Regions from separate parts of the Homo sapiens genome. Here region 2 is linked to region 1. Evidence: chromatin contacts called from ENCODE POLR2A ChIA-PET data. All regions are on one chromosome and are shown on one strand. The core of a region is the stretch at or near the end of the contact, and the rest is flanking DNA. Distances in the headings are between cores, read along the strand shown.

The links. ChIA-PET counts read pairs that join two places held with the same protein, here RNA polymerase II (POLR2A).
Region 2: POLR2A ChIA-PET joins it to region 1 with 39 read pairs in PC-3. The contact joins two enhancer-like sites. POLR2A ChIA-PET finds 5 or more read pairs at or near these places in 3 of 52 experiments (AG04450, PC-3 and WTC11).

Annotation. Positions count from the first base shown.
Region 1 is chr10:95,324,040-95,328,905 of GRCh38, forward strand. All of the region lies in intron 30 of SORBS1 (sorbin and SH3 domain containing 1), which reads right to left. Among named protein-coding and RNA genes, the nearest start is that of PDLIM1, 35 kb to the left of the region's middle. RefSeq lists enhancers at 413-707, 467-968. Within about 2 kb of position 3,517, at least 12 of the 41 ENCODE cell types and tissues checked have a DNase peak (open chromatin) inside an H3K27ac peak, as active enhancers do.
Region 2 is chr10:95,399,537-95,404,445 of GRCh38, forward strand. All of the region lies in intron 11 of SORBS1 (sorbin and SH3 domain containing 1), which reads right to left. Among named protein-coding and RNA genes, the nearest start is that of PDLIM1, 110 kb to the left of the region's middle. Within about 2 kb of position 1,436, at least 3 of the 41 ENCODE cell types and tissues checked have a DNase peak (open chromatin) inside an H3K27ac peak, as active enhancers do.

The DNA of each region.
Region 1 (4,866 bases), core at 2,267-4,766:
GTGCATGACCCACTTGTTTCACAGAGAGACATAGAAAAAGTGGGAGCCTCCCCTGAGGTCACACATCAAGTCAGTGGTAGGCTTTTCTCCTGGCTTCATCTATTGTCCCAACTGACCTTGTCTTTTATCCTCAGACCATCTTCTGCCTTATCAAGTGTGCTCACTGACCTCATCTTCAGTGACTCCCTCAGAAACCCTGGAGTCAGGCAGGACAGGGTTTATCATTGTTTTCTTAAAAAACCCAGGAAGCTGATGCTCAGAGGGGTTTCATGCATTCCTCAACATCACACAGCCAGTAAGAGGTAAAGTGGCTCAGCTGCTCTTTCCGCTCCACCAGACCACCCTCTCCTGTTCACCTCCCCTGGAAATGTCCTCAACCGTTAGCAAGCCCTGCAGGACTAACTTCCGTTGCAGGCATCATTTCAATACCCCTGTCCTTTTGGGAAGCCTCCTCAAGTTCTCCAAAAACCTTCTAAACTGCAACCACTCAAACCAGTCACCTTGCACTCTGACAGGAGTAAAAGAAGAGGCGGAACTAAATGAGCCACGTCATGCTTCTTCTACAATGACTCTGGACGTTAGGTCTTTGCCGGGTGACTGGGAGCCGACCTTGTATGGCTCCAACACCACCCACCCTCCACTCACTGCCTCTGGATTAAGGTGTCCGTATCACAAAGGAAAGAAATGGACATTTCCAAGTACCTTCTATGTGGGCTTTCAGAAGAATGAAACGTCTGAAATGTCACCTTGAGTGGGTGACAATGACATGCAGATTTTAACATGACAGAAGGGAGAACTTCCAAACAATCCAACAATACAAGGGGCTGCCTCAAGTGGAAATGAGTTGGCTGCCTTGGCAGCTGTTTAAGCTGAGGCTGCTGTGGACTATGACTAACTGGGATATTGTAGAGCCATCCTTCTTAGACTTTAATGTATATAGCTATTATTTGGGATCCTGTTAAAATGTGGACTCTGACTTGATACACCTGGGCTGTATTGTGAAATTCTGCATTTCTACTTGGTAGTGCTGACACTGCTGGTTCACAGACCAACTGTAGGCGGCAAGGGTGCAGAGGACCTCAACTGCCCTACACTGAGATTCTTTGGCTATAGTATGCCAAGACCGGTGGTCTGGGTCACACCTCATGAAAACAAAAGTTCTCATAAAAAACAAAATATTTCCAAATTCCAGCTGGTGGCCTCATGACCTCAGGTCAAATGCGGTATAAAGAGAGGATGTAGACAATCTCTTGGCAAGATCTCCATAGTTTACAGAAACCTAGCCTCCTTCCACTCAACTTCATTCATCCCAAAGGAGTGACTGGAATCAATTATCTAGCAAACAATTTGGTGCTGAAAAGAGGATCAGTGAATCAAATATAGTAAGAAGAACCTGATATTTTACAAGCATATATAGATCCATTACATATCTGACTTTTGTACTAACCCTCTGACTTGAGGAGTGCAGAATAAGGAATTTAAGGCTCAGAGGAGTTCCATCCCAGGCACTACTTCTTTTTTTTTCTTTTTTTTTTTTTTTTTTTGAGACGGAGTCTTGCTCTGTTGCCCAGGCGCAATCTGGGCTCACTGCAACCTCTGTTTCCCAGGTTCAAGCAATTCTCCTGCCTCAGCCTCCCAAGTAGCTGGGATTACAGGCGTGGGCCACCATGTCCAGCTTTTTTTTTTTGTACTTTTAGTAGAGATGGGGTTTCACCATGTTGGTCAGGCTGGTTTCAAACTCCTGACCTCAAATGATCTGCCCACCTTGGCCTCCCAAAGTGCTGGGATTACAGGCGTGAGCCACTGTGCCCGACCCCACTTCTATACTCTTGTCCTTTTGGGAAGCATCTTCAAGTTCTCCAAACCCCTTCTAAACTGCAATCACTCAAATCAGTCACCTCGGACTCTGACAGGGGTAAAGGAAGAGACAAAACGAAAGAGGCCATTTCATGCTTCTTCTACAATGTCTCAGGATGTTGGGCCTTTGCCAGGTGGCTGGGACCTGACCTTGTGAAGTTTGTACAAGGTAGTGTGAAAGCTGAGCCCTTTGACATCTAATCTCCATATACTACCTGCCACCTCCCTCTTGGATCATGATTAGATTGCTTGTGTAACTATGACAGCAACACCCAATTTCTGCCTTGTCTGAAAACAGGCACTATCTATCATTTCTCTTCTTGAATACTTTTTACTCTAGGTGTTCAAAGACATTTCCTTATGTAAAAGATACGGTGTACGGTAATAGCGTCCAATCATTAATTGTGAACTATAGTACCGGAAGGGACATTGATGGTCCACCTTGTACCTTCCTTGGTCTCAGGCCATGCCCAAAGCTAAGGATAATCATCATCATAGCTTTAACATCTGTATAGTACAAACTTAACCCCATTCCTGAGAGGTAGGGATGACTGGGTGCCTCACTTAGCGTTTGTTGAATAAATGAAGGAAGAAGGCAAGATAAACATTTATTCTATTAGTTAAGACTCAATTTCTCTCTGTTTAGATTTAAGTGAAATAGCTCATATAACTGAAATGTAAACCAGTTTTTTTCAGGGGACGGAGACATGGCATGGGGGTACACCCTCAGTGGAAATGGAAACCATTACTATCTATCACAAGAATTAGCCCTTCATTTTGAAGGCTGTTTATCCTCAGGTTTTTTTTCCCCTCTAGTTATGTTTTCTTTTCCTGTCCCCATTTTCTAACCACTTTACAGCTTTGTACAGTGCTTCTTCTGGACCTATCCTGTCCAAGATTGTAGCCAGCAGCCACAGGTGGCTGTTGGACACTTGAGATGTGGCAAGTATGAAGTGAAATGTGTTATGTGTAAAAATATACACTGGATTTCAAAAACTTAGTACAAAATAAAGAATGTAAAATCTCAGTAATAATTTTTAGATATACTGGGTTACAATATATTATTAAAATTTCAGTTGTTCCATTTTACTGTGTGTACTAGAACATTTTAAAATCACACATGTGGCTTACATTATATTTCTACTAGACAATGCCTCTCTGAGCCCTCCCCAGGTACTCAGCATCTGCCCTTATTTAAGCCTAAGAGAAGATACAAGTTCTAACAAGGACTTCATCTAGTGTTAAGAATAAAAAAGAATAAAGTTAAGACTAAAAAAAAAATGCTAAGGACATTTCCAACTCTGGTGACGGCATTCCAGTTTTTCACGTGTTTACAAAAACAACCAGCCCAGCGCATGCATACACACATACACACACACACACACACTGCACTCCCCTCCTTTCCCCCATTAATAGGAAGCAGGTGACAGTCCTTGATCCAGAAAGTGCTTTCTTCTGTATTTGTACACAAGTCGCCTCTCCTGGCCTGGAGCTTGCTTCATTCTCCTCAAGTGGGTGACCCTGCATGCGTCCTTGCTGTTGCCCTTCTACTTTCAGTTCACAGAAATCCCCCAGAAATCAGATCTTAGCCTCCCTGGAGCTGTTAATCCCTCTGGATCCACAGAACACCTGGCGCTACTGTGGAGTTACTAAGCATCCGCTTCCAGCTTTGGGTGTGTGCCAAAGCCTTGTGGGCCCAAATAGATTGCACACAGGCTACAGAACAGCAGGAAGTCCTGAAGATGTGGACAGGACAGAGAAACTCTACTTCTCCCTGGCCCCAAATCCCCTCTAGAAACAGCACGAGGCTCTGCTGCTCCCCTAACCTGCCTGAGTCTCACAGAGATGGCACTCCTCTAGTCATCTCACATCCCAAGTCTTCTCAGACCCCACCCCACCTTTCTGGTGACCTACCCTGACCTCCCAGCGGGACAGTGAGAAAATCCAGGTTCCAGGCCATGCTCTGTACTAACTGATTGTCTTGTGAACAAAATGCTTAACGTCTTAGGACTTCAAGTTCTAAAATACATAAGAGGATTGGACATAATTTACATAAATGTCTTTTTGGCTTTAATGCTCTATGATTGCAATGTGCCTGTCCCATGGGTTAAGAAGTAGGACTGGGTAGGGGCTGACTTGGCTTAAGGGAGGCAGCACTCTACTCATTGCTTACTGAAGACTGGGAGGAGGAAGGCTTTCGACTGCAGCCTCCAGATATGGATGGAGTGCTCACTTCTGGAAGTATCCCAAGCGACTGCCCCAAAATAGTGATAGATTTGCACCTACTGGAACATCATGGGCAAACTCTTCCAGAGGAGTAGAAAGGCCCGAATGAGTCAGTCTCCTGGGTTTGAGCTCCAGGAAACCACCAGAGCACCCTCAAAACAGTCTCTGACTCCACTGAGTTATCTTATTGAGTTTACTGAGAAAAAGATCACAGCTTAAATATAAAACTAATTACAAACAACTAGTTCAATTGCTTACCATCTAGATTTTATCTCCTTGCAAGTCACTCACTAGACAACACATTAACTTTGTTGTAATTTGAATCTGATTACAACACTAAACTTAAATGCTCAGTAAATACTCAACCAATGCTCAGCCTTCTCTTCATAGACTATCATACAGTCTTCTCTTCCTTTCATAAGACAGTTGGGGGGTAATGGCAGATACATATTCAAGTGTGAAGAAACCAAAGGCTTTCCAAGAATAGCTTATGCCTTTATACTGAAGGTAGAATAAACTAATTTGGGGAGCACAAATTCCAGATTTTCTAAATTCTCGATTTGTGTAACCCAAAGTAAAATGATTTTCCCATCATTCTCTATTTTCTTCTCTTCCCATCCTCCCCACCCACCATTTTTCTCTCTTAGGTGGAACAGGGTAAGGTGGATAAAGTAAACTACTTTTGTTTCATTTCCCTGGTACCTCGACATCACACAACAGGTATTTATGGTCCCGTTACAGGCTGCGCTAGCTGCTTTCATCTCTATTATATTTCATTTAATT
Region 2 (4,909 bases), core at 186-2,685, 73 kb after region 1:
CATCGTGCTCTGGTCAACTGAGTAGTTCTGACTGTTCTAGAAATTAAGGAACAGGTAGAACCACAGGATGGGGCTAACATTACTTGAAAGTTTTCGATTCCTCTTGAGGAAGTCACTTAACTTTTCCATGCCTCAGTTTTCCTATCCAAAAACAGGGATAACACTTCTATTGGCAAGCTCACAGCAATGTGGTGAGAGGACTTATCAGGATAACTTATGCCAAAGTGTTCAGGAAGCTGTACATTGCTAAGTATACATTATAGATTATTTTTGTTCAAGACTGGAAGATATAGAGCACTAACAAAGATACCACATATGACCTAAGATTATAAAATTACTTAATAGAATCTGGCTTCCAAGCTATGACATTTATTTATTGGGCAGACATTGTGCTCTGCCTTGTGGACATGAAGGTGAGCATTCCAGAATCTTAGCCTTCAGGGAGCTTACAGTCTAGTGGGCAGAAAAACCAAGTGAGCCAGCAATGAGAATGCAGGGTGACAAAGGCCGATTCTCAGAAGAGAAGCCAATCAGACTCACAGGAAGCGAAGGGTGCTCCAGAGGAACAGCTTAAATAAATGCTTGGGGGCCTCTGGACTACTGAGCTAATTATGTGCCAAGCAATGCAATAAACTCTTCATTTACGTTCTCTCATTTTATCCTCCCAAAGATCTATGAGGAAGAAACTATTATCACCTTTTTTTTTTAATAGTTAAAGGATCAATACACAGAGAAGTTAAAGTACCCTGCCTGCGGCCACACAACCAGCTCATAGCCAAGCTGTGATGTGGCCTAATGTCCACCTGACTCTAGCAGTCCTCTCTGAACCACATCCTGTCTTGCCTCTTTCAAAGATGGTACCAAGGTTTCAAGTCTGGAAGCCTGGCCTAAGCCAAATGGAGAAGTTAGAATTGGGTTAGGAATGGGAGGGAGAAATGGCTGCTTCCATATGGACTATGGTAACTTTGAGAAGACAGCAAGATACTCAAGTAGGAATGCCCTAGAGATCCCTAGAGGAACTATGAAGGGGCCCAGGTGAGACACCCTAACAGGAGTGCAACTTTGGAGGCATCAGCCCAAAAGTGATGGCTGACGCCAGGGAGATGGCAGAGCTCAGTGGTGGACAGAAGCAAGGCCAGAGTAAAGCGCTAAAGTCATGCATGGAAGGGCACCACAGTTATAGCTGCAAGGCAAAAGAATCCCCAAAGTGATGCAAAGTAATCCGAGGGACAGGAGATGAACCAGAAAAGTACACAAGGTGCCACTGAACCAGGGAAGACAGAACTCCAAGAAGTGGGTGGTTAAATGTCTCAAAAGAAAAAAAAAAAAAAACCCCAGAAATTGAAGCAGAGGAGGAGGCGGCATTAGATTAGGCAAGAGAGAAGTCACAGGAACACTCTGAGGGAGCAACTTCAGGAGGGCAGTGGGGGTGGGTGCCAGATTGCACAGAGGGTTGAAGGTGTAAGCAGGAAGTTGGGGGAGTGAGTGGGGAGTTCAGCACAGAGGAAGGAATGTACTAGATGGTAATTCAAGAGGTCAAAGGATTAGGGACAAAAAGGTTTAAGCTGGCTGGGTGCCGTGGCTCATGCCTCTCAACATATCAGGAGGCTGAGGCAGGAGGATTGCTTGAACCTAGGAGTTCAAGACCAGCCTGGGCAACATAGCGAGACCCCATCGCTACAAAAAATTAAAAAATTAGCCAGGCACATGCCTGTTGCTTCAGCTCTTGGGAGGCTAAGTTGGGAGGATCTCCTGAGCCTGGGAGTTCGAAGCTACAGTAAGCCATGATCATGCCACTACACTCCAGCCTCAGCAATAAAGCAAGACTCTGTCTCAAAAAAAAAAAAAAAAAAAAAGTTTAGGCCAAGGGAGCCTAAAATCCTGTCAGTGAGAATGAGGCCCATGAGGTAAGGATGAAGGGCATCAAGATGTGCTGTGGCAATTAGTAATTGCTCAGTTAAAACCTGCTTATTGATTGACTATGGACAGGTTCTCGTCTTTAAGAAAGGAACAGGTGCAGACTGCTGGCTGGGGGACTACACTCGGGTGAAAAGGAAGAATGTGAGGACACATGCAAAGTTGTGACAAAGTCAGAGATGTCTGTAAGTGGAGGAGACGCTGTAGAAGTGGGGGAAACAATGACTCCAGCATGCTCAGGTTTTACAACTTTCATTCTCCTCCATGGGGTCGTGACTGCCCACATCCAAATGATTTCAAGGCTTGGTAAGTGCTTCAGAAAGCCTGATCCCTGGCATCATCACCATCAATGTCAAAGGATGTTAAGAACAGATTGGCTTTATGGAATGAGTTCTCATGCTCCCAGAAAATTGCAATGCAAGGCCAAGGATTTGGCAGGAAGCCTGGAAGTGTAGAGGGATTTTGAGTTACCCAAGTCTACCCTTAATGTGGCTCTGCTGAACATTCTCCTCCCACCTGGAAAGGCCTTCTGTTGAATGTGAGCAGAAAGGAGCAGATGAGGCTGAGTTCAAGCTCAGTCTTACATGGTGCTTTAAGATCATGGTGAGGATCACAGACATGCCATACTCAGGGTCAAGGCAGGTGACTCTAACAACAATCACACTTGACTGAAAAAATCAGGCTGATAGTCCATGGATTTCTCCTAAAGCTGCCAGTGTCCTTTTGATCTACAAAATTTAGCCCTGAATTGTTTTACTTGAAAGCTTGTGGTCATGTGACTCATCACTGAGTGGATTTCAATATACAGAGAGCCCCTGAAGAAAAAGTGTCACTTTACATAATGAAAACCCAAAGTGACACTTAACTGTACCATGCAGGTGACAGGGCCAGGTATTGACATCCATATTACAATGAGGGCTTGCTATTTTCTCAGTAGGAAAATGCTGATCCTTCACATGACATCCTGGGGGCATTTCCTCTTAGTCTTTTTTTTTTTTTTTTCTAATTACACAGGGTCTTATTCTCTTACCCAGGCTGAAGTGCAGTGGCATGATCATGGCTCACTGCAGCCTTGACCTCCCTGAGCTCAGGTGATCCTCCCACCTTTGCCTCCCAAGTAGCTGGGACTACAGGTGTGCGCCACCACATCTGGCTAGTTTTTTTGTATTTCTGTGGAAATGGGATTTTGCCATATTGCCCAAGCTGGTCTCAAACTCCTGGGCTCAAGGAATCTGCCCACCTCTGCCTCCCAACTGCCTGCCTCTGCCTCCCAAAGTGTTGGGATTACAGGTGTGAGTCACTGCGCCTGGCCCCAGCTAATTTTTTGTATTTTTTTTTTATAGAGACGGGGTTTCACCATGTTGCCCAGGCTGGTCTCAAAGTCCTGAGCTCAAGCAATCTGCCCATCTTGGCCTTCCAAAATGTTGGGATTACAAGTGTGAGCCACTGCAAATCTAGCCTCCTTCTAGTTTTATACTGTGCTTTAAAATGGAAGGTTCTGGGCCACTAAATAAATGACAATATTGATAACCTCAGATGGGGCCTCTGTTTGAAGGAGGTGGGATAGCTTCCCTTTTCTTCACACTGAGAGCTGGTGACTGAGGATTACAGCAATGCTCACACTTCTCTGCAGAAGAACGATGGCCTCTCTACACCCTATGCCAGCCTCTCTCTCCCAGCCCTTATCTTATTATCCCATCCATCTCCCCAAGGGGACTGAGAGGTACCTGAGAACACCATGTAGGCTTCATTCCCAGATGACTCTCCCTGAACATCAAGCCTCATGGAGACTCAACAAAAATCTGCTACAGAGAGGGAGGCTGGCAGCCCTGGAGTCCCGTCCCCACAGGTGATGGCTAAGCCTTACTTGCTCTAAGAGACTAGAGAGTGCCAACCCAGCCAGCCCTCTCTCTTTCAGGAGCTCCTGAACAAAGCTGTACTACTTCTTTTAAAGCATAAACTAATATTTAGTGAGCACCTACTTTAGGCCCCACTCTATCAAACATCATCAGCAGATCTGTCCCAAAACTCAGAGAAAGCGATAGCATCAGTCTTATTTTAGAGCCAAGGAATAAGCCTGAGCTGCCAGCACGGTGGAGCCACCCTCATTTGTTTTTTTTTTTTTTTGAGACAGAGTCTTACTCTGTCACCAGGCTGGAGTGCAGTGGCACGATCTCAGCTCACTGCAACCTTCGCCTCCCTGTTTCAAGCGATTCTCCTGCCTCAGCCTCCCAAGTAGCTGGGACTACAGGCACGTGCCACCATGTCCAGCTAATTTTTGTATTTTTAGTAGAGACGGGTTTTCACCATGTTGGCCAGGATGGTCTCCATCTCTTGACGTTGTGATCCACCTGCCTCAGCCTCCCTAAGTGCTGGGATTACAGGCATGAACCACTGCGTCCGGCCCACCCTCAAATTTTTACATGTCTTTTCTCAATGCACAAAACATCCTCCCCATTCCTGTCACAATAACACCTCCTCCAGGCTGGGGCAAGGATTACCACCCTTGTTTCCCATATGAGGAAACTGGCTTAGAGGGATGAAGTCACTCACACAGAAACACACAGCTCCAAGAAGAAGGAGCTAGGACCAAACTCTGCATCTCCTAACGTATGGCTGGAGGCCTTTTTTATCTATTCTACCCTTCTTTCAAATTCCCACCAACAGGAAGGAGCCCACAGGAGCCACCTTTTTTTTTCAGAGCCACCACTCTTAGCAACCTCGGCTGGGGCCAGAGAATGAGGTGGGCTGGAGAGTGGCAGCTGGAGGAGGGACAGCCAAGGACACCTTGAGGTCAACCACAGCCTGTCTTGGTCTCAGAGCCAAGTCCTGATAAGGCTGAGAGGGTGTGAGAACCCCATGTCCTCCCCACCCAGGCTCGCCACCAATCACAGAACAGCAGTGGCATGAAGTTGCACAGAAATCATGTAGCAGCTGTTCAGAAAACAGTGGCTTTTGTTATCCACCAATCAGTGATTCTGAACCCTGAAAT